Regions from separate parts of the Homo sapiens genome. Here region 1 is linked to region 2. Evidence: chromatin contacts called from ENCODE Hi-C data. All regions are on one chromosome and are shown on one strand. Each heading gives the region's core, a stretch centred on a gene start or an enhancer-like site at or near the end of the contact. The rest is flanking DNA. Distances are from core to core; before and after follow the strand shown.

The links. A loop is a pair of places that touch in the nucleus more often than their neighbours do. Pooled maps may share reads with other maps.
Region 1: a loop to region 2 is called in a map with no recorded cell type, with 10 times the contacts of the local background. The contact joins the enhancer-like site here to the promoter of TMUB1 in region 2. A Hi-C loop is called at or near these places in 5 of 37 single-sample maps with no recorded cell type and 5 of 50 pooled maps.

Annotation. Positions count from the first base shown.
Region 1 is chr7:151,471,531-151,474,230 of GRCh38, reverse strand. RHEB (Ras homolog, mTORC1 binding) reads left to right here. Exons shown (of 8, transcript NM_005614.4): 5 at 2,626-2,682. Among named protein-coding and RNA genes, the nearest start is that of CRYGN, 33 kb to the right of the region's middle. RefSeq lists an enhancer at 906-1,165 and a silencer at 2,386-2,435. Within about 2 kb of position 1,295, at least 5 of the 41 ENCODE cell types and tissues checked have a DNase peak (open chromatin) inside an H3K27ac peak, as active enhancers do.
Region 2 is chr7:151,082,158-151,084,857 of GRCh38, reverse strand. It overlaps TMUB1 (transmembrane and ubiquitin like domain containing 1), which reads left to right and starts at 1,365. Exons shown (of 3, transcript NM_001136044.2): 1 at 1,365-1,424; 2 at 2,265-2,683. The coding sequence starts at 2,295. RefSeq lists a silencer at 1,212-1,601.

The DNA.
Region 1 (2,700 bases), core at 46-2,545, 390 kb before region 2:
CTTCAGCCTGAGCGACAAAGCAAGGCTGTGTCTCAAAAAAAAAACAAAAAAACAACACTGGTTAAAGGGAAAAAAAATCGGAAAGGTGATGTCAATCTCCAGTGTTTTGTTTTAAAGCATAAATATACATTCAGTCACTCATCTTGTGAAATTTTCAAATTGTCATCTTTGAATATGAGTTCACCCACTGCTGTTCAGTATGACTACATCCACGATTTGTCCATTATGACTTCTGGTTCGGTTTCTTCCGAGTGAGATGCTTGGGAAACAGTCTACACCTCAACTATTTAGATTGCTGTGATTTTCCCCACCAGTCTTTTTCAGTTGGTTTGGCACACCTTATTAAGGAGCACCGTTTTTAGTAGATCAACTCACAGTATTCAACTTCTAGTTTTCAGACAAACAAAACTCTGTCTACACATACTTCAAAAGTTTGCAACATAAATTATGACTATGATGAATTTAACTGGCATAAGTGGGTTTGGGAACAAATGGGGCTGTTTTAAATAATGCCTTTTTTTTCTAGTAGCTCGTAGTTTAATCAGCATTCTCAAATTTGAGACATGAGGGAGTATGAGAAGAGTGGTGTTTTGTTTTTTAGAAATCTGTATGCTGAATACACAAATATTTATGAATATCCAAGAAATACGTCAGTAAAACTTTCCGAATCAACCAGTTTGATTCAGAAAATCAGTGATCTCAAGAAATTTAGCCACTTAGAACAGTACACATTTATGATCTCACAGTTTTTGTGGGTCAGGAATCTGGGTGTGGCCTAGCTGTGTCCTCTGCTTCAGTCTCTCAGAGCCACAGTGTGGGTATCAGCAGGGGCTGCAGTCCCATCTGAAGGCTTGCCTGGGGGAAGATGTTTCCCAGCGTGTTCACGTGGCTCTTGACAGGGTTGAGTTTCTTGCAAGTTGTTGGACTGAGCTTCTTAGTTCCTTGCTGGCCGCTGGCCTGAGGCTGCCCTCTGCTCCTTGCCAGGTGCTTCACTTCATTGGGGCAGGTGCACAAGAGAGCCAGGGAATTTCCTGCATGACAAGCCACTGTCTTTTATAACCTAACCGCAAAAGGGACATTCCATCACCTTTGCCATATTCTGTTCATTAGACGCACGTCACTAGGTCCATGCAGGGAGATGACACACAGTGTGGCCACTAGGAGAGCAGGAGATCTGGGAGCCGGCTCCAAGCTGCCTGCCACACAGTCCTAGTTCTTTCAGCTGTTTCTCACGTGACAGGGTACTGTATTTTTGCCCAAGTGGCGACACTTTTAAAGATAGGCAAATACAGCATGCGGAGGAAACCGTGGTTCTGTAATGCAACCGCAGGTCCTTAGGACACCCATATCCCATTTGTTGACCCACAGCGAGCTTGTAGGGGGGTTAAATTTCATTTTTGTTTTTATCAAATGACAGCACACATCGTTTAAAATAGCACAGTGTGTAATTCATTCAACAAGCTAACTTATTCTGAAGCTTGTGATGCAATCATGAACAAAGCAGACAAATCCCTGCCCTTGCGGACCTATTATTTCTGGTGTGGGAGACAAACAGTAAAACGACACACATGCGAGATAGGATGTCTGTGACCATGCTGCCAAGAAAAATAAAGTACGGAAGGGGTAAGAAATGGAAAGGAAATTTGTCATTTAGGGTAAACAGAAGAGGTGTAAGAAGTGACATTTGAGGCTGGGTGTGGTGGCTCACGCCTGTAATCCCAGCACTTTGGGAGGCCGAGGCAGGCGGATCACGAGGTCAGAAGTTTGCGGCTTGAGAGTCACTGGGGCCGAGTAAAGATGGCCACCCATCAGAGGATGTTGAACCAGGCACCGTCCATCTGCTGCAGCAGAGTCCTCTGGTTGCTGTGCTGAGCAGGGGTGGCGGGGAAGGGTTGGGGCTGTGGAACTGATGCAGGCAGACTTGGGCCAGGAATTCACACCTCAGCGGCAGCAGTGGAGGGGAGTGAGAAGCCGTCAGATTCTAGGTAGGATTTGAAAGTAGAGCCAGTGATGTGCTGGCAGATGTTTGCATGGGTTTTTTGGGGGAGGGTGGAAAATGATTTGTGGCCATTTGCCAGCAGTCAGTGGTATAAATAATCCTGCTGTGGCAGATTTCAAGTGATCATTATGACATCTCAGATCCCCTTCCCGGTGAGAGCCACCTCCATCCTAGAGTCATCGGCTCATTGATCTGATTGAAAGCCAAGAGATACTGGCATCACCCAGAGAATGTATGTACCTAGGAAAGAACACAGGAGCAGGCTGAATGTACTAGGGCACTCTAGGAAAAGCTGTTCAAGTTGTAATGTAAACAGTTGGTTCTTTGCTGAATGAGTTGGGTGATTAAAATTTGCATTTATGTGGTTTCTCAGCCCAGTGGTAGGCTTTCCGTTTGAATGCCTTACCTGTTTCACTTTGAATATCCTCAGTCAGGGTTGCTGAGTGTCAGATGTATGCACATGTGAATGGATTGCTAGGAAAAAACAGGAGTTCTTTGTGTTCATTTTATGTTATGTTAAAATGGTGAGTCTGTGACATTTTACATTTTTCCAGCTGGCAACATAACATACATTTAAAAACTTCAACATTAAAATGGATGTCTAATTTATACTTTTTGTTTTATAGTTTTGAAGTGATTAAAGTTATCCATGGCAAATTGTTGGATATGGTGGGGAAAGTACAGTAAGTAGTACCATTTTA
Region 2 (2,700 bases), core at 116-2,615:
TGTGTGTGTGTGTGTAATTTTTTTTGAGACGGAGTCTCACTCTGTCACCCAGGCTGGAGTGCAGTGACTCGATCTCAGCTCACTGCAACCTCCACCTCCCGCATTCAAATGATTCTCCTGCCTCAGCCTCCCGAGTAGCTGGGATTACAGGCGCCCGCCACCACGCCCAGCTAATTTTTGTATTTTTTTTTGTAGAGACAGGGTTTTACCATGTTGGCCAGGCTGGTCTCGAACTCAGTGATCCGCCTGCCTTGGCTCCCAAAGTGCCAGGATTACAGGCGTGAGCCACTGCGCCTGGCCATAGTACATCTTTTAAAAAATATGTTAGTAGAATAAATGAATGAACAGGAGGGATGGAACTAGAGGTAGGTTAGTTCTGTATGGTATCAATCTAGACTGACATTCCTAAGGCAATATTTGGGCCACTTGCTCCCACAGTAGGCAAGAACCATGGGAAGACTAGGATAGATTATTTTAAATCAAGACTGGCCTGTAAAAACCAGGATGTGAGATCTCTGTGGCTACAGGAGCCCAGAGGGAAAAATCCAGATATCCACAGGCCTGGGATTCAATGCCATCCACACAGTAACACACCAAAGACCCGACTCCTGAGACCAGGTTTGGGTGGAGGTGAGCGAATAGCTACTGTGTGACATGTACCTTAGTTTTTACACTTTTTAATAAAACATCTAATTTCTTCCTTATGATTGACTTACGAGGTGTGTTTTAGAGAGGAAGAAATTAATGTTCAGAGAGATTCAATAACCCACCCAAGGTCATATAGCTGAGAAGCACAAGATAAGGGATCAGGATTTCTGCCAGGTTCCAAGGTCTATGCTTCTTCCACAGCCCTGAAGGGGCTGTGGAGTCCCGAAGGTGGAGGAGGGGACCAAGGAAAGGGGCAGCCCTGAGGATGGGTATCCCTAGCCAGCCTGGTGGGGCAGCCCATGGATATTGGGCTCTGGGCTGAAGAATTAATTTTGGTGGCCAAAGTGCCTTCTGGCGTCCACTCTGACATAACAGTAGGGGCCACCTGAGTTCCTCAGAGCCTTCCACACTGCATCACGAACACGGGTACTCTGACGTGCTCCAGCTGACGTCGGTGTCTGGTGTGATAGATGCCCTGGCTGTTGGCAGGGGAGGGGGCGGACGCTGCTGCCGCCCAAACCTCTAGGGGGTAGCACAACCCCCAAAACCGCCCCCGCCAGCCCCTTCGCGATCTGCAGGCGCAGAGAACCGCGGGTGGAGCCCCACACGTGGGTCCGCAGGGCGGAGGGCGGGGACAGCGCGGCGCCGGACTACAAGTTCCACAATGCCCCGGGCCGCGGCGGCGGGGAAGGAGGGGTGCTTCAGGTGCCTGCGACCTCCGCGCCTCCCGCCCGGAAGTGCCCGAGGGGCCGCGATGGAGCTGGGGGAGCCGGGCGGTGAGTCCCCGCGCCGTGACCGCGCCCACCCCGCCGCCCAGGGCCCCGGTCGGGCCGGGATCGCCGTGCCCTCCTGCGGCTTCGGGGGGCGGGAAGGTGGGAGGGGTGATGAGAGGTGGGGGTGGGGAACGTGAAGTCTCGGATTCCGGGCGGGATCTGGGGTCAGGCAGCCCGGGGGGCTTGGAGAGACTTCCAGAGGAGGCGCGGAGTTAGTCCTCCGCGGAGTGGGGTTGAGGGGACCTGGAGGGGGCCGAGCTGGGTGGGTGGTGACGCTCGGTGGCTCCAGATTGCCCAGGGGCGGAGTTTGACGTTTGCTGTGGGGGAAGCCTGGGAAGCAGTCCTGTGCCGCGGGTGGGGTTTAGGTGAACCGTAACGCGGGGGGCGGGGGTGGGGGCACAGAGGCTCTACCCCCACCTCTTAGAAACTTTAGCAGCGGAGTAGATGAGCCTGGGGTGAAGTCGGTGAAGGAGTAGACACACTGGGGTGAAGTGGGCAGGAGAATAGATACGCTTGGGGGTGAAGTTTGGTTGGGGTGAAGTTTAGGAGAGGCGTTGCTTAGGCCCTTACCTTGGGATAGGGTTTGGGTGAGTTGGGAGCTGGTTGAAGACCTCGAGCTCAGATGACAGAAAGTTAGGACTTGGGATTCGGCGATGGGAAGGGGCACCCGGAGGCAAGTTTGGGGCGACTGGGAGGCAGAGAAGCCGGTACCCTGGGGTGGGTGAGGGGACGGAGGCTGAGGACGGTGGGAGCGTCGCGGTGGGGTGAGGGCAGGACCCTGTGGAGGTTCCAGGGCTCCTGGCCAGGGGGCCCGGGCCTCACGGGCTCTTTGTGCCTCTCCAGCTCGGTAGCGCGGCGGGCAAGGCAGGCGCCATGACCCTGATTGAAGGGGTGGGTGATGAGGTGACCGTCCTTTTCTCGGTGCTTGCCTGCCTTCTGGTGCTGGCCCTTGCCTGGGTCTCAACGCACACCGCTGAGGGCGGGGACCCACTGCCCCAGCCGTCAGGGACCCCAACGCCATCCCAGCCCAGCGCAGCCATGGCAGCTACCGACAGCATGAGAGGGGAGGCCCCAGGGGCAGAGACCCCCAGCCTGAGACACAGAGGTCAAGCTGCACAGCCAGAGCCCAGCACGGGGTTCACAGCAACACCGCCAGCCCCGGACTCCCCGCAGGAGCCCCTCGTGCTACGGCTGAAATTCCTCAATGATTCAGAGCAGGTGGCCAGGGCCTGGCCCCACGACACCATTGGCTCCTTGAAAAGGTAAGTAGGTCAAGAGG